3 separate regions of the Homo sapiens genome follow, and regions 2 and 3 are each linked to region 1. A link is a loop called in an ENCODE intact Hi-C map of the cell type or tissue named here. Cell type or tissue: PC-9. All regions are shown on one strand. Links, peaks and the distances in the headings refer to the core of each region. The heading gives the core; the rest is flanking DNA. Region 1 overlaps RIPOR3 (RIPOR family member 3). Region 2 has its middle 30 kb from the start of PARD6B. Region 3 overlaps RIPOR3 (RIPOR family member 3).

What was found. Peaks named below come from ENCODE experiments on the same cell type or tissue, not always from the same donor. Only the 100,000 strongest peaks of a DNase experiment are listed, where the experiment ranks them.
Region 2: a loop joins it to region 1, with 7 times the contacts of the local background. A loop is called at or near these places in 4 of 110 quality-filtered maps.
Region 3: it touches region 1 in a loop (8-fold over the local background); 2 of 110 quality-filtered maps call a loop at or near these places.

The regions. Positions count from the first base shown.
Region 1 is chr20:50,675,247-50,680,976 of GRCh38, forward strand. The region is part of intron 1 of RIPOR3 (RIPOR family member 3); the gene reads right to left. Among named protein-coding and RNA genes, the nearest start is that of RIPOR3, 13 kb to the right of the region's middle. In PC-9, for the core only: no CTCF peak of the experiment used is centred there; DNase peaks (open chromatin) are centred at 915, 3,265, 4,705, 5,395 and 1 weaker place; H3K4me3 peaks cover 1,013 bases; H3K27ac peaks cover 4,888 bases.
Region 2 is chr20:50,758,955-50,764,684 of GRCh38, forward strand. No RefSeq gene overlaps it. Among named protein-coding and RNA genes, the nearest start is that of PARD6B, 30 kb to the left of the region's middle. In PC-9, for the core only: no CTCF peak of the experiment used is centred there; DNase peaks (open chromatin) are centred at 2,807, 3,677, 4,027 and 5,367; H3K4me3 peaks cover 1,508 bases; H3K27ac peaks cover 5,000 bases.
Region 3 is chr20:50,622,906-50,628,635 of GRCh38, forward strand. All of the region lies in intron 2 of RIPOR3 (RIPOR family member 3), which reads right to left. Among named protein-coding and RNA genes, the nearest start is that of MIR1302-5, 11 kb to the left of the region's middle. RefSeq lists an enhancer at 2,099-3,060. In PC-9, for the core only: CTCF peaks have their summits at 3,361 (motif pointing right) and 3,566; a DNase peak (open chromatin) is centred at 1,796; H3K27ac peaks cover 1,046 bases.

The DNA.
Region 1 (5,730 bases), core at 483-5,482:
GCATCCAGAACTGTGAAAGAACGAGTTTCTGTTGTTTGAAGCCACCTAGTTGGAGGTGCTTCATTACAGCAGTCCTAGGAAGCTAATACAGGTGGTTACCATGCACTAGGTTCTCTGCATTATAAATGCATCATATGTGTGAATTCACCTAAATCCTCACAACAACTGTAAGAGGTTACTATACCATGTTACAGAGAGAGTGATCAAGACTCAGAGAAGTTAAGGGACTCATAGCTGGATCTAGATTTGAATTTGGTCTATCTGGTCTAAAGCCCACTTTTAAGGACCAACTGTGTATGCCAAGTGCTAGAGCCACTTCCTTGCTCAGTCCTCACCGACCACACTGTGCTATCTTTATTCACATTTTGCAGTTGAGGAAACAGGTTCAGGCAGGTCTGTCCAAGGCCACCCTATTTAGGGTCTGACAAAGCCAGGTTCATCTGACTCCAATGCCAACGCCCATGCTGTTGACCAGACCATCCCTGCCAACTTCCCAATATGAATGCTTTGAGTGGCTCTCGGCCCCCGGGCTGTGGAACACCAGCACACCAGTGCCTGGAGGGCAGCAGCTGTCCAGCAAATGTCTGCTCATTCATTTGTTCACGCATTCAGGGCAAGTCGAACGGCAGACGGGGCAGGAGATCCAGGGCCAGCATCGATGGTGCAGGGAGCCCTCTGGCCCCTTAAATATCCTCAGACAATCCCAGAAATCATTCCTGGGTCTACCTTATGTGGGTTTTCTAGAATAGCTACTGCTGAACTGTAGGGTAGTGAGGGAGAGACACAAATACAGGCAAAACCACACAACAGCGAAGATTCCATAAGGGCAGGAGTGTTTTTCCACCAGGAAACAAGAACCAGTTCATCTGAGTTCCTTCGCCTTTTGTCCCAAGACACAAAAATGTCAAAAATGTGCAAGGGCTCTGGCCACAGATGGATACTGTGTCTCACCCCGACGGGCTGCTTCCTGCATGGGGCTGAAGGTCAGGGTGAAGGTTGCTGCCCTGAGAGTCAGGGGAAGTTGGTCTGCCTCCTGCTGTGTCACGTACTTGCCATGGTGTGTGGGATGAGGCCCATCATCTCCCAGAATTAAGCTGTAGCTGACTATAAAACCACAGGTGAGGGCTGGGTGTGGGGGCTCATGCCTGTAATCCCAGAATTTTGGGATGCTAAGGCAGGAGGTTCGCTGGAGCCCAAGAGTTCAAGACCATCCTGGGCAACATAGAGAGACCCCGTCTCTACTAAAAATACAAAAATTAGCCAGACATGGTGGTGCATGCCTGTGGTCCCAGCTACTCTGGAGGCTGAGGTAGGAGGATCACTTGAGCCCAGGAGGTCAAGGCTGCAGTGAGCCGTGATCATGCCACTGTACTCCAGCTGGGGCCACAGAGCAATACTCAGTCTCAAAACAAAATAAAAAAACCCACAGGTGAGGTCACATCAGGCTTTTCCCCTTTATTCTCCCTAAGGGCTCCACAACATCAGAAATGGGTTTCTCTATCAGTGCATCCTCCAGATTCTACTTTTTTTTTTTTTTTTTTTTTAGTAGAGGTCTTGCTTATACCCAGGCTGGTTTCAAACTCCTGGGCTCAAGCAATCCTCCTGCCTCATTCTCCCAAAGTGCTAGGATTACAGGTGTGAGCCACCCACACCCAGCCCAGATACTGGGCCCTGTCCGTCAATCCATTTGCAGTCACCAAGCACCAGCTGCGTGCACCGCATTGTGCCAATGTCTGGAAGGATGCTCACAACTATCAACACAGATAACTAATAATATCAACAATACCACAGTGTAAATGCAAAGCAATATGTGCCTGGTCTCATTTAATTCTCACATCAAACCCTTGGGATACATATCATTAGCACCCTCATTTGCTAGAGAAAACTCAGTTCTGAGGGTGGATGATTTGCCAAGGCCCTGGGAATTCGGACTAACTCCCTTCATAGGTGGCTGCAAGTGCCTGTGGCCCAGACATTCCCATAGATAGGTCATTTTCTCACACCAGCTTATATTTCTTGTGCCAGACACAGGGTCCAAACCCATTTGCATTACGTCTCTGAGACTTCACAAGACCTTCCTGTGAATTTGTTACCATTATTATTATTATTTTCTTGTTTTACTTTTTTTTTTTTTTTTTTTTTTAGACCGAGTTCTGCTCTTGTTGCCCAGGCCTGGGTGCAGTGGCGCAATCTCGGCTCAATGCAACCTCCACCTCCCGGGTTCGAGCGATTCTTCTGCCTCAGCCTCCTGAGTAGCTGGGATGACAGACACACACCACCACACCTGGCTAATTTTTGTATTTTTAGTAAAAATGGGTTTTCACCATGTTGGTTAGGCTGGTCTCAAACGCCTGACCTCAGGTGATCCACCTGCCTCGGCCTCCCAAAGTGCTGGGATTACAGGCGTGAGCCACCGCGCCTGGCCTTTTTTTTTTTTTTTTGAGACAAGATCTCACTCTGTCACCCAGGCTGGAGTGCAGTGGGGCGATCTCAGCTCACTGCAACCTCTGCCTCCCTGGTTCAAGTGATTCTCCTGCCTCAGCCTCTCAAGTACCTGGAATTACAGGCACGTGCCACCACGCCCAGCTAATTTTTGTATTTTTAGTAGAGACGGGGTTTCACCATGTTGGCCAGGCTTGTCTTGAACTCCTAACCTCAACTGATGCACCTGTCCCGACCTCCCAAAGTGCTGGGATTATAGGCATGAGCCACCGCGCCTGGCCTTATTATTCGTCTTCTTAGTCTGCTTTCAGATGAGGACACGGAGCCACAGGAGTTACAAGGGTGGAGGTGCTGGGAAGTCAGGACCAAAATCAGCCTCCTGACTCCCCATCTCATTTTCTCAATCATCATGGGTTTTGCCCCCCAAGAAGAGAACCAGCCACCATGGGTGCTAAACCGGTGGCTGATATAGCAAAGTGTGTTGGAGCAGAGATCCCAGCGGGCTTCCTAGAGGAAGATCACAAAAAATGGGCAGAGCCCACAAGGCACAGTACAGGTTTCCTCTCTCCAGTCCACATAAGGGCATTCACCAGGAACCTGGGGGCTGGGTGGCCTTGGCCCAACCCTCTGAAACTCACCCTGTGGCTCCTCACTCACCAGATGGACACAGCAGGAATCTGTCCCACCTGGCTCAGGGAGGGCCTACCCCCACCTCCCACCCCACCCCACAGGCCTGTTTGCATGCCAGGCCAGAGTTGGCCACATGCCCACATATCTCTCCTCGTTCTGCAGGCTCCGGGAAGGAAAGTCCAAGGCCAAGGTTATCATGGGGTTCACATACCTTAAGGGGTGGGTGGAGGGGTTGGCTCACAAGCTACAGGTTATTCAATGCAGTGCTATTCGTGATCACAAAAGATCGGAACTGATCTCACGTCCATCATCAGGGGACTGGACTAAGATATTTTGGCACAACCACATACGACTCAAGTGTCAAGGGAGGAAGAGTGGGGGAGTCTTGAATAAATAACAAAAGCTGGCGTTGACACAGGACTTTGCACATGGTGGAGGCTCCTTGCAAGTGCTTTGCATGTTATTAACTCATTCAATCCTTACATCACCCCAGGAGGAGGAACCATTATTATCTGTTTAAAATGCCTGTAATCCCAGCACTTTGGGAGGCCCAGGTGGGAGGATCACTTGAGTTCAGGAGTTCAAGACCAGCCTGGGCAACAAAGTGAGACTTCATCTCTACAAAAAATTCAAAAAATTAGCCAAGCCTGGTGATCCACACCTGTAGTACTAGCTATTCAGGAAGCCAAGGTGGGAGGATTGCTTGAGCCCAGGAATTCGAGGCTGCAGTGAGCCAGGATTGCACCACTACACTCCAGCCTGGGTGACAAAGCAAGATCCTGTCTCAAAAAAAAAAAAAAAAAAAAAAAAAAAAAAAATATATATATATATACACACACACACACACAGAGAGAGAGAGATACACATATAATATTTTAAAATATATATACCTCAAAAAATATATATATAATATTTAAAAATATATAAAATGAGGGTGCCACTTGGTTGAGTTTATGGTTAAAAAAAAGAATAAAATTTAAAAAAGAGGCACCAAGAAGTGAAGTTTCTTGCCCCAGGTTCATGGCCAACAAACAGTGGACTGGGCCGGGCACGGTGGCTCACACCTGTAATCCCAGCAATTTGGGAGGCTGAGGTGGGAGGATCGCTTGAGTTCAGGAGTTCGAGACCAGCCTGGGCAACATGGCAAGATCCCATCTCCACTGGTGCAGTGGCTCACGCCTGTAATCCCAGCACTTTGGGAGGCTGAGGTGGGCAGATCACAAGGTCAGGAGATCGAGACCATTCTGGCAAACATGGTGAAACCCTGTCTCTACTAAAAATACAAAAAAAAAAAAAAAAAATTAGCCGGGCGTGGTGGCGCTCACCTGTAGTCCTAGCTACTCGGGAGGCTGAGGCAGGAGAATCACTTGAACCTGGGAGGCAGAGGTTGCAGTGAGCCGAGATCGCGCCACTGCACTCGGGCCTGGGCAATAGAGTGAGACTCTGTCTCAAAAAAAAAAAAACCGTCTCTACTAAAAAACTGCAAAAATTAGCCAGGCATGGCGGCATACACCTGTAGTCCCAGCTACCCAGGAGGCTGAAGTGGGAGGATCACCCGAGCTCAGGAGGTTGAGGCTGCAGTGAGCCAAGATCACACCACTGCGCTCCAGCCTGGCAACCAGAGTAAGATCCTGTCTCAAAACAAACAGACAAACAAACAGTAGACCTGGAATTTGGTGCAAGCAGCAGGGCCAGATCCATGCTTGGTCCTCTCCTCCCAGCATCTCTGTTTTGTCCTGGGTCCCTCTGCCAGGAGCTCCCTGGAACCCGGGAAGGAAGAGAAGCATGCAGACAAGCGTCAGCACCCCCACCCTCCGCTGGCCTTGGGGAGCAGGTGTCATTAGACGAGGCTCAACTGAAGCCTGCATCTGAAACAGATTCTCATAACTCAGGCGCTGTGGTAGCCAACTTCTCTCTACAGTCAATTACGGCCAGCGGGGCCCACTGATTATTTTTATAGCCTTTCCTGGAGTCATGACAAGGAAAACTAAATGATCCACAGGACCCCTTTCATCACTAACAGCCGGGTTTCACGGTTGGGGGTGGAGGAAGGAAAGAAAAATCACTTTTTTCCCCACTTTGAGTTAATCAACAGAACTCAAGTCTGGGCAGCCAATATGTTGGTGTTGAGAAAAGCTGTTCTCAAGCAGAACTAATTGGCAACAGAAATGGAATTTTCTTCCCCACCTCCCTAAAAAACATAAACATGCTTTATCCCAGAGAATTACCCTTCAGAATAGGTATTGCAGACGTGTCGTGTGCAGCCGCCTGTGCGAGGCTGGTAATCTCACGCCGACCTGGCCAAAGGCTGCCTGTGCTGGTTACAGCTCAACCAGAGCAGCCTCTTACGCAATACAATGGTCATGAAGGTCAGTGGCCCAAACCAGCCCAGCCAGACCAGAGTGGACACTTGCTTTCCTGATGCCCAGCACCTATCTCCTGCTCCTACGAACAGCCTTTGGCTTTTGTTGGGTCGGGGGGTGGGAGGGCACCCTGATTTGCAGGTACAAGTGTGAGTGGCATTGATACCCCCTCAACTCCAGAGATGAGCTCTGACAGGCGTAAGCCAAAGAACATATTCCGGGGAAATTTCAAGAAGGGGCATATGACCTAACAAGAAACAATAGCTGGCACAGTGGCTCACACCTTAATCCCAGG
Region 2 (5,730 bases), core at 401-5,400, 84 kb after region 1:
TTACATGTCATTTTAATTAATTTAAATGTTAATAGCCACATGTAGACAGTGGCTACTGTATTATTTTACAGCACAAACTGGAATCCCTCTCCATTTCTTGCTTTTGTTTTCCCCTGTTACCTTTTTTCCCTTAGGCCAAGTCCCTCCTTATGGTGGCAAAGATGGCCTCCAGCAACCCTGGCAACATTCCGTCACATTACCAACCACCTGGCAGGGAGCCTGTCTTCCCCCATGGTGACAGCCAAAGCCCAGAGACCACCCTCACTGACCCTGTCTCAGTCATGTGCCCATCCCTAACCCAATCCCTATAACTCCTAATTGTCCTAGTCTGGGTCATGGGCCCAATTCTGGACCTATTGAGGGAGGGATGGTCCCCTAAAGAAAAATCAGGGATCAGCCAGGTGCAGTGGCTCACGCTTATAATCCCGGCACTTTGGGAGGCTGAGGCAGGTGGATCACCTGAGGTCAGGGGTTTGAGACCAGCCTGGCCAATATGGTGAAATCCTGTCTCTACTAAAAATACAAAAATTAGTCAGGCATGGTGGCGGACGCCTGTAATCCGAACTACTTGGGATGCTGAGGGAGGAGAATCGTTTGAACCCGGGAGGCAGAGTTTGCAGTGAGCCGAGATTGCAGCACTGCCCTACAGCCTGGGCAACAAGAGCAAAACTCCATCTCAAAAAAAAAAAAAAAAAAAAATCAGGGATCAGGGTTCTGTTACCACAAGAAAGAGGAAGAACTACAGGGGAGGGAACACAGTGGGTATCACTTGCAGCTTTTTTTCTTTTTTCTTCGCTCTGTTACCAGGCTGAAGTATAGTGGTGCAATCATAACTCACTGCAGCCTCAAACTCCTGGGCTCAAGCAATCCTCCCACCTCAGCCTCCTGAGTATCTGGGACTATGGATGCGTGCCGCCACACTCAGCTAATATTTTTCGGAGAGACAGGGTCTCACTATGTTGCCTGGGCTAGTCTCGAACTCCTGGCCTCAAGCAATGCTCCTGCTGCCTTGTAGATTTAGAGTATTTGGGAACACATTTTTTATAAAATGTCCTGCACAAAGTAAATTGGGGACAGAGAGCAGTGCTCTATCAAAGGAAAATGGTGGAAATTAAATACAGAGACCAGTGGCAGTGTTCTACCTTTAAAGGAAAAACTTAAAACTCCTGACAGCGACTATACTAGGACTTCTGTTTTCAAGTGTTATTGCTTATTTTGATTCTATTTTAAATACATCTGCTGAGATGGGCAGATCACTTGAGCCCAGGAGTTTGAGCAACATAGCAAGACCTCATCTCTACAAAAAATTTCTTAAATTAGCCAGGCATGGTGGTGCACACCTGTAGTCCCAGCTACTCAGGAGGCTGACTGAGACAGGAGGATTGCTTGAGCCTTGGAGTTTGAGGCTGCAGTGAGCTATGATCATGCCACTGCAATCCAGCCTGGGCCAGAGCAAGATTTGTCTCTAAAAAACAGAAAAGAAAAGAAAAGAAAAAAATATATATATATGAAATAAATCTGACATAAATTGAATATATAAAGAATATATAAATGCAATATAAACTTCAATCTGAAATGGCAGTTTCAAATCCTATTACTTTCAAAGTATAGAAATGATAGGACCATGGGTCTCAGAGAGGAGGTTGCAAATTCAAATGCCCAAAGGGCCAGAGTGGGGCAGGGCAGGTGGGGCTGGTAAACAGGAGATGCCCGCCCCCAGCAAGGCAGGGGCCACCACATTCGATGGTTGTCATTTGGGTATGTGTGGGCCCAGTGTTGTCAGCTCTTATAACTTTTTTTTTTTTTTTTTTGAGACTGAGTTTTGCTCTTGTTGCCCAGGCTGGAGTGCAATGGCACAATCTTGGCTCACCGCAACCTCTGCCTCCCAGCTTCAAGCGATTCTCCTGCCTCAGCCTCCCAAGTAGCTGGGATTACAGGCATCTGCAACCATGCCCGGCTAATTTTTTGTATTTTTAGTAGAGATGGAATTTCACCATGTTGGCCAGGCTGGTCTTGAACTCCTGACCTGAGGTGATCCACCTGCCTCAGCCTACCAAAGTGCTGGGATTACAGGCGTGAGCCACCACGCCCGGCCCTGCTTATCCAGATTTTCATAAGAAATGTCCTTTTTTTTTTTTTTTTTTTTTTTTGAGACGGAGTCTCGTTCTTCTGCCCTGGCTGGAGTGCAGTGGCAAGATCTTGGGCTCACTGCAACCTCTGCCTCCTGGGTTCAAGCACTTCTCCTGCCTCAGCCTCCCGAGTAGCTGGGACTACAGGCACGTGCCACCACGCCCAGCTAATTTTTGTATTTTTAGTAGAGACGGGCTTTCACCATGTTGGCCAGGATGGTCTCAATCTCTTGATCTCGTGATCCGTCCACCTCGGCCTCCCAAAGTGCTGGGATTACAGGCATGAGCCACCGCTCCTGGCCGAGAATCCCCCTTCCTAAATTGGTAAAATCTGATTCATCAGAATTGCAATTTTGATCAAAGCCAGTAACTCCTCACACAAATCCTTCTATGTGTGCAGAAAGTGAGCGTCTGAAAACTCCAGGCGGAGTTTTTGCGCTAGGTTATCTACCAGAAGAAAGGACAAGAAAGGCTAGAATTTGACTAATGGTTCCACCCCCCAGATTGTATCAGCACAGCATTCCTCTTTCACTCAGTCTCTTAGCAATGCTTGCAACTACAAGGAAACAGCATTCATACCATTGTTTCTAAGACCTGAAGCAGGTTACATTCAAACCCAGCACTGTTCTTATAGAACATAAGAGTTTTGTTCCCAGGCTGCTTCTCTGCCAGCATGTGATACCCTTCAATAAATGGTAGGTAAGTTGCATATCAGGTTTTCTCCTGCATTCCCAGAGGGCTTCAGCTGCTGTCTCAGGTATGAACCCAAAATGACTCAGGCAAAAATGTGTATGCTTAGTGACTCAGAAACTAAATCATTAACTTGGTAAGTACATGCACGGGTAAGGAGGAATTCAAGGAGAGACTTAGAACATAGGCCTTCCAGTAATGCCACTGATGATGACTGCCTGAGTACAGCAACGCTGAACGGTGTCACTTCTCAGGTGGACCAGTGACGAACCCTAGAATCACCAAGAATCTCAAATCAGTCATTCTCAGGAGCAACAATCCACATAGGGTAATTTACAAAGAATGCTGATTTCAATTGTTTGAATCCTTACCTGGTGAAACAAGAAAATGTGGAAAAAGCTCCTTGACTTTAAAAATACACACCCACACACTTTTTTTTTTTTAAAGGGACAAGGGCTTGCCGTCTCCCACACAGGCTCGTGGGCGGTGGTGCGATCATGGCTCACTGCAACCTCGAACTCAAGGATTCTGGCAATCCTCCCACCTCAGCTTCCCAAGTAGCTGGGACTACAGGCATGAGCCATCACACCCGGCTAATTTTCTTTTTTTCTTTTCTTCCCCTCACCCCAATTTTTTTTTTTTTTTTTTTGAGATAAGGTCCTGCTCTGTCGCCCAGGCTGGAGTGCAGTGGTGTGATTATGGCTCACTGCAGCCTCAAACTCCTGAGTCCAAGTGACCTCACACCTTAGCCTCCTGAGTAGCTGGGACTACAGGTATGTGTCACCACGCCTGGCTAATTTTTGTATTTTTTGTAAAGGTGAGGTTTCACTATGTTGCCCAGTCTGGTCTCAAACTCCTGGGCTCAAGCAATCTGCCTGGCTCAGCCTCCCAAAAGTGCTGGGATTACAGGCGTGAGTCACTGTGCCTGGCCTCCACATGACTTTCTACTAGTTGATTTTAAACTGGGCATATGCATTTACACACACACACACACACACACACACACACCTGATCTGCCTAGATGTGAAATTAAACTTCTAGAGCACACGCATATACACAACGCCAGACAATATGGGAACAGTGATTACAAACAAATCCCACTAGAAAATGACAAACTGTAATAATTTTTCAGTCCCCTTTTGAAGGCAAGAGGTTTATAAACCTCTGCAATTCAATTGCAACACATCAGGGTTCTTCTGGTGAGCTGGCCTCAGTGTCCTTCCTCCACCCCCAGGGTGCCTTGGCTCATGTTCACAGGGCCCATGCCCAGTAGGGCTGGCATGTGTTTCCAACAGCCGAGCAGACAGGGCCAGCAGAGAGGGAGAAAATAAACGGTAAAGGGAGACGCGCCAGGAGAGCAGGCAGAATGGCCGGGAAGCTGGCCAAACGGGAGAGGCTGAATGGGCGACATCAGCCCTTGACCAGGCCTCAGCTATCCCAGCTGTCCTTCACCACTCACTGTGTGGATACCAGGAGGATACAAGCCCCCTTTGCCTGGGCGTCACCAAGAATCCATAAACCACGCAGTTTATTTTTATTTTTATTTAATTTTATTTTTTTAGATAGTCTCACTCTGTCGCCCAGGCTGGAGTGCACTGGCGTGACCTTGGCTCATTGCAGCGTCCACCTCCTGGGCTCAAGTGATTCTCGCGCCTCAGTCTCCCAAGTAGCTGGGATTACAGGCACCTGCCACCACACCCGGCTAATTTTTGTATTTTTAGTAGAGATGGGGTTTCACCATGTTGGCCAGGCTGGTCTCAAACTCCTGTGCTCAAGCAATCCACTCACCTCAGCCTCCCAAAGTGCTGGAATTAGAGGCGTGAGCCACTGTGCCTGGCCTATTTTTATTTTTTGAAATAGTCTTGCTTTGTCACCCAGGCTGGGTGCAGCACAAATAACACGGCTCATTGCAGCCTCGACCTCCTGCGCTCAAGCGATCTTTCCTCCTCAGCCTACTGAGTAGCCGTGTGCCACAGGCATGTGCCACCCTGCCTGGCTAATTTTTTTTTTTTTTTTTGGAGATGGAGTCTTACTCTGTTGCCCAGGCTGGAATGCAGTGGCACTATCTCAGATCACTGCAACCTCCGCCTCTTAGGTTCAAGCAATTCTCTGTCTCAGCCTCCCGAGTAACTGGGATTACAGGCGCATGCCACCACGCCTGACTAATTTTTGTATTTTTAGTAGAGACGGGGTTTCGTCTTGTTGGTCAGGCTGGTTTTGAACTCCTGACCTCAGGTGATCCACCAGCCTTGGCCTCCCAAAGTGCTGGGATTACAGGTATGAGTCACCGTGCCCGGCCGCCTGGTTAATTTTTAAATTTTTTGTAGAGACCAGGTCTCACCATGTTGCCTATGCTGGTCTTGAACTCCTGCGCTCAAGCTTCCCAAAAGGCTAGGATTACAGGCTTAAGCCACGGTGCCTGCCCATGTGGTTTTTAGACCAGCAGGTTCTGTAGAGCAAAATGTTCATGATTTTGAAGGATGACAAACCTGACAGAGGAGGCAACGCCACCTTGACATTCCTCAGTCGTAGTGCCACAGTGGTCTCGTATTTCAAACCTGGTTAGAGTTTGTCCTCTTCAGGAGAGTTTGTGTGGCTGTTTTGCAGTGGAGGAGAGATGACAAAGCTGATAATGCTTATGGTGTGGGTATTTTCTTTTTCTTTCCTTATTTGCTTTGTGAAGACAAATAATGGTTAAGGATAGATAAAATTAACCGGGTGTGGTGGTGCATGCCTGTAATCCTAGCTACTCAAGAGGCTGAGGCAGGAGAATCGCTAGAACCTGGGAGGCGGAGGTTGCAGTGAGCCGAGATCGCGCCATTGCACTCCAGCCTGGGTGACAGAGCGAGACTCAGTCTCAAAAAAAAGGATGGATAAAATATTTAACAGTGGTCATACATAATTCATTCCT
Region 3 (5,730 bases), core at 495-5,494, 52 kb before region 1:
TGCAAGCTGTTGTTAGAATCATCACATCCTATCTGTATCTTTCCCCTGGCTCACAGCTTAGAAAACATTAGGTGCAGGCCAGGCACTGTGGCTCACACCTATAATCCCAGCACTTCGGGAGGCCAAGGTGGGTGGATCAACTGAGGTCAGGAGTTCAAGACCAGCCTGACCAACCTGGTGAAACCCCGTCTCTACTAAACAAAAAATTAGCCAGGCGTGGTGGTGGACACCTGTAATCCCAGCTACTCGGGAGGCTGAGGCAGGAGAATCACTTGAACCGGGAGGCAGAGGTTGCAGTGAGCCGAGATCATGCCACTTCACTCCAGCCTGGGCAGCAAGAGCAAAACTCTGCCTTAAAAAAAAAAAAAAAAAAAGAAAAAAAAGAAAATATTAGGAGTTTGGTAAATATTAAGCTCAGCTGAACGGGGGAAAATACAGTATCCCAAGGGGATTAGAGAACAGAGAACCTGGCCCCTGCAGGCAGAGCGGGATAGCGAGTGCACCCCTGGGTGTTCCCAGCTGGAGACAGAGGGAGCAAAGGTGGAGAATGGGACCTGGTATGCTCTGGGAGTGGATGCAAGGAGCAAGGTTTGACCCAGGCAGAAGTGGGAGTCTGCAGAGGGGCCTGGACCTGGGGCCTCTCTAGTTTTGGGGACCCAGGATGTGTGAGAGGAGGAGAAGGGCAGCTCCCAGAGAAAGTCCAGCTTCCAACACCTTTACAATGACAAGTAATGTCTCTGTAGAGCAGAGAAACTAAGCTCAGGCCAGGGCTAGTGGGCTGCTGAACAGCTGACACCACAAGCCCAAGGGCCTCAGGAGCCTGGTGAGAACACGTGAGCCTAAGTAACTGGGGGCACCTGCTGCCGCCAGGAGCTCGCTAAGGGCTTTATAGAAATATCTCGACTTTCACAACCACCCTAGGAGACAGGTATTATTCTTATTATTATTTTGAGATGAAATTTCGCTCTGTCGACAGGCTGGAGTGCAGTGGCACGATCTCTGCTCACTGCAACCTCCGCCTCCCAGGTTCAAGCGATTCTCCTGCCTCAGCCTACCCAGTAGCTGGGATTACAGGCATCTGCTACCACGTCCAGTAATTTTTGTTTTTTTTAGTAGAGACAGGGCTTCACCTTGTTGGCCAGGCTGGTCTTGAACTCCTGACCTCAGGTGATCTGCCCGCCTTGGCCTCCCAAAGTACTGGGATTGCAGGCATGAGCCACTGCACCCAGCCATTTGTATATATTTAATGTTAAGTGATGCTTTCCAAAGCCCACAGGGGCTGTGCTCCCTCTTCCCCTTGCCCTCCCTGAGGCCCCATCACCCACCTCTTGAACCGGGCCCTCCGCAAGTTTGCCATCTTGAGGCTGGCAGAGACGGTCAGGGCTGCAGACTCGGGAAAAGGCAGGTTTCTGAGAGGTTAGGGACCCCGGCAGGTGGGCAGCAGGCAGTGGGGCAGGAGCTCGCTCACTCCCAGCTCCTGCCTCCAGCCCCCAACAGGTGTGCACCGTTGGCCCAGCCCCGCTTCCATCCACCTGGGGACCTTATACCCTCGCTGCTGCAGCCACACCTGGATGCACCTGCTCCCGGGAAAGCTCTGAGCCTAGTGCTCCTTGTGTGAGGTTTAACAGGACAGGCTCAGTGGCCACTCTGAGAGCCCGCCCACCCGGGGAAGGTGATGCACATGCAGCCTCCAGATGGCCAAATCAGGCAGCATGTCTGGCCCAGGTGTCACAGAAGCCGGGGCAGGAAGAGCCTCTGGGGCCGGATGTTTCACCAGGTCTGGGAGGACTCAGTAAATATTAAACAGCCCCTGGCATGCCAGACAAGCTTCCAGACGGGCACGTGCAACCTGCCGGCCCCAGCCCTCACGTGAGGTTGCTACAGCAGTCCTTCTGCCTGGTGTGGTTGGCAGAGGCCTTGGTACTCGGCTGTTGCAAGTGCAGGCTCTGGAGGCAGACAGGGCCGGGCTCAAGTCCTGCACCTGCCCCCAGCCTCCAGGCGGGACAATTATAGGACTGACTGCACAGGCTTCAGGTGAAGACTCCATGCAACAAGGACGTGAGCCAACCATTTACCCAGGTGCCTGGCGGTGCTGGCCACTGGGTGATGATGACAGGCATGCACTCGGCACTTGCCAAGCTCAAATTCTGCTCTCAGTGCTTTTGTTTTTTTTTTTTTTAATTGAGACAAGGTCTTGCTCTGTCTCCCAGGCTGGAATGCAGTAGCGTGATCTCAGCTCACTGTAGCCTCCGCCTCCTGGGCTCAAGTGATCCTCCCACCTCAGCCTCCTGAGTAGCTGGGACCACAGGAGTGCACAATTACACTCGGCTAATTTTTTGTAGTTTTGGTGGAGACAGGGTTTCACCATGTTGCCCAGGCTGGTCTTGAATTCCTGAGCTCAAGTGATCCGCCTGCCTTGGCCTCCCAAAGTGCTGGGATTGCAGGCGTGAGCCACCACGCCCGCCTGGCCTGCTCTTGGTGCTTTACATGTATGGACTCATTTCTCCTGACACAGTCTTTGAGGTCAGGCCCCCTGGTACCGTCCAGGAAACTGAACTTGCATCACTCGCCTCTGGCTCCAGAGTCTGTGTGCTTGACAGCTTCACAGGCAGGGCTGGATATGAGCCGCCTCTTTCTCCAGCCTCCTCTCCTTGAAACTTAATGGCTGCTATTTCGTTTTCACACCCACACTTCTTAGCCATCCCAACAGAGGAATTCCCAAGCTGAGGAGGATGTCCCAGTGGCTCCTGGCTCGGGGAGTACCTGCCTGACTGCCTGGGGGAGGGAGACCTGGCTGAGGAGGGGCAGGAAAGGGGGAAGGGCAACCATGCCTGTCAACTGGGGCAGAGTAGGACAGTATCGGGGCCTGGCCCTCTCCTCCTTCATCCTCACTGTTTATCCTCTCATCTCTCTATCCTCCCACCCCCCAGGTCCAGCTCTTGGGAAATGGCCTTATTATGTCAATCATTCACACCTTAGTATAAAATTTCCCCACCAGGTTACTTCCCCAAGTGAGCCATCTGACTGTGGAGTAAAAATCCCTGTCTATAGTGAAAGGGGTTTCAAGGTGCCAGAGTAGGGGTCAAGGTGGTGATGGGAAGAGAAGGGGCATCAGCCCACCCTCTCCATGCAGAGCCCTGCCCTCCTGCCAGGTTGTTTGCCTTGACAGTGCGGCTGCGCTTCGGCCTGCTCGGGTTACCAGGGAACAAGGCCAGAAGGTGGGGCCTGAAACCCAATCAGGCTCCAGCCCTGGCTCCAAGGGTTCAGACCCCAGGGAGCTCGACGGAGACAGGAAGTTAAAAATAGATGCACCGCTTCCCCGTCGGTGTGGGCAGCTTCTTCCTTGCCCTCACACAAGGGGGCGGCAGAGGCCAAGGCCAGGTGGGGGCTGCCCAGGGACCTCCGAACCAGCCCAGGCCCAGCATCCTCTGGCATCCTTGACAATCAGATGGGGGACAGGAGGGGTCTGAGATATTAGAGCCATCAGGGCTGTCTTTCCTAGACTAGGACTTGGACACTGTGGGACCCTTGCTGACGGCCAGCGAGCCCTGGTGTCAAGGGGATGGATCACCTCTGTCCTCCTTCCTCCCAAAGAGCTGATCCCAGGAATCCAGGAAGGGGCCAACGAGAGGCAGAGGCCTACCGTGGGGGCACTCTCTGGGCAGAGCTCCCCTCTAGGGCCTGAGGGGACATGTCCCATGGATGCAGGACATTCAGAGGCCCCCACAGGCCTGGCAGGAGGAGAGCTGCAGGCAGGGCCAGTTGTGAAATTTGTGGGGTCTAGTGCGAAATAAAAATGCAAGGCTCTTTATTCAAAATTTATCAAGAATTTTGGGCCAGGCGCGGTGGCTCACGTCTGTAATCCCAGCAGTTTGGGAGGCCGAGGTGGGTGGATCACCTGAAGTCAGGAGTTCCAGACCAGCCTGGCCAACATGGTGAAACCCTGTCTCTACTAAAAATTAGCTGGGCATGGTGGCACATGCCTGTGATCCCAGCTACTCGGGAGGCTGAGGCAGGAGAATCACTTGAACCCGGCAAGTGGAGGTTATGGTGAGCTGAGATTGTGCCATTGCACTCCAGCCTGGGCAACAAGAGCAAAAGTCCGTCTCAAGAAAAAAAAAAAAAAAAATAGCCAGTGTGGTGGCCCATGCCTGTAGTCCCAGCTACTCAGGAGGCTGAGGCAGAAGAATTGCTTGAACCTGGAAGGTGGAGCTTGCAGTGAGCCTAAATTGCACCACTGCACACCTGGGTGACAGAGCAAGACTCTGTCTCAAAACACACACAAAAAAATTGTATTAAGAATTTCTATTTGGTGCCAGGCACAGTGGCTCACACCTGTAATCCCAGCATTCTGGGAGGCCGAGGCAGGTGGATCACCTGAGGTCAGGAGTTCGAGACCAGCCTGACCAATATGGTGAAACCCTGTCTCTACTAAAAATACAAAAAAAAAAAAAAATTAACTGGCATGGTGAGGCACACCTGTAATCCCAGCTACTCAGGAGGCTGAGACAGGAGAATTGCTTGAACTCAGGAGGCGGAGGTTGCAGTGAGCCGAGAATATGCCACTGCACTCCAGCCTGGGCAACAGAGCGAGACTCTGTCTCAAAAGAAAAAAAAAAATACAAAAATTAGCCGGGCGTGGTGGCACGCTCCTGTAATCCCAGCTACTCAGGAGGCTGAGGCAGGAGAATCACTTGAACCTGGGAGGCGGAGGTTGCAGTGAGCCAAGATCGCGCCATTGCACTCCAGCCCGGGCGAGAGAGAGAAACTGTCTCAAAAAAAAAAAAATTTTGGGAGGCTGGGGTGGGAGGATCATTTGAACCAAGGAGGTCAATGCTGCAGTGAATCGAGATCGCACCACTGCACTACAACCTGGGCGACAGAATGACACCCACAAAAATTTCTAGAGCACAACAGCAGAGCGTTCAATCAAAGTACAGAGCACAGGCTACACGCTCATGAAGCCGCCCTTGGGTACAGGGTCTGCAGACCCTACCCCTCCTTCCAGACCACACAAGGGTCCCTACAGTGCTTCAGTGGACCAGCCCCACTCCAGGGCACACAGCTGGGAGAGGGTCACCTGGGCCGGATGGCCCCCTGGCCAGGTAACCCGCACAGCTGACCTTCCCAGCCTTGATTACAGACCCCTGCAAGAAAGTGGGGGACTCTGATAAAGCCCAGGAAGAGGCAGCTCAGAAATGGTTAAGTTGAGAAACAGCATCATTTCCTGGCCGGTTTATACTTAACCCCCTCTTTGCAGCACTTATGGAGTGCCTGCTGTGTGCCTTTCTCAGGCAGCACCCACTCTTTCTGTTCTCTGAGGCTTGGAGTTGGGGCACTGAGCACTAACTGCTCTGGAGCCTGGGTCAAATTCTTCTCGTCTTGGGGCATCAACTTAAACCCTTCCCAGGCTCCCCTCCACTGAGAATGTGTCTCAAGGCCTCACTGCAGCCCATGAGGCTCCGCAGGGTCCTCCTCCCTCCCTGACTGCTGTCACGCATGCCAGCCGCACACCTGCTTTCTGTCCCTTAAAGCTCATTCCCACCCAGGACATCTGCACTCGCAGCTGCCTCCCGCCGCCGAAGGCTTCCCGGCCCACCCCCATCTGCACACGCGCAGATCCACTTCTTCTGTCCCTTCCTGCCTCCACTCCCCATGCCCCTGTCTCGTCAGGCTCTCCCAGGAGACCATGGGTGCCCTCCCCCACCCCCAGTTCAGTTCCCTCACAGC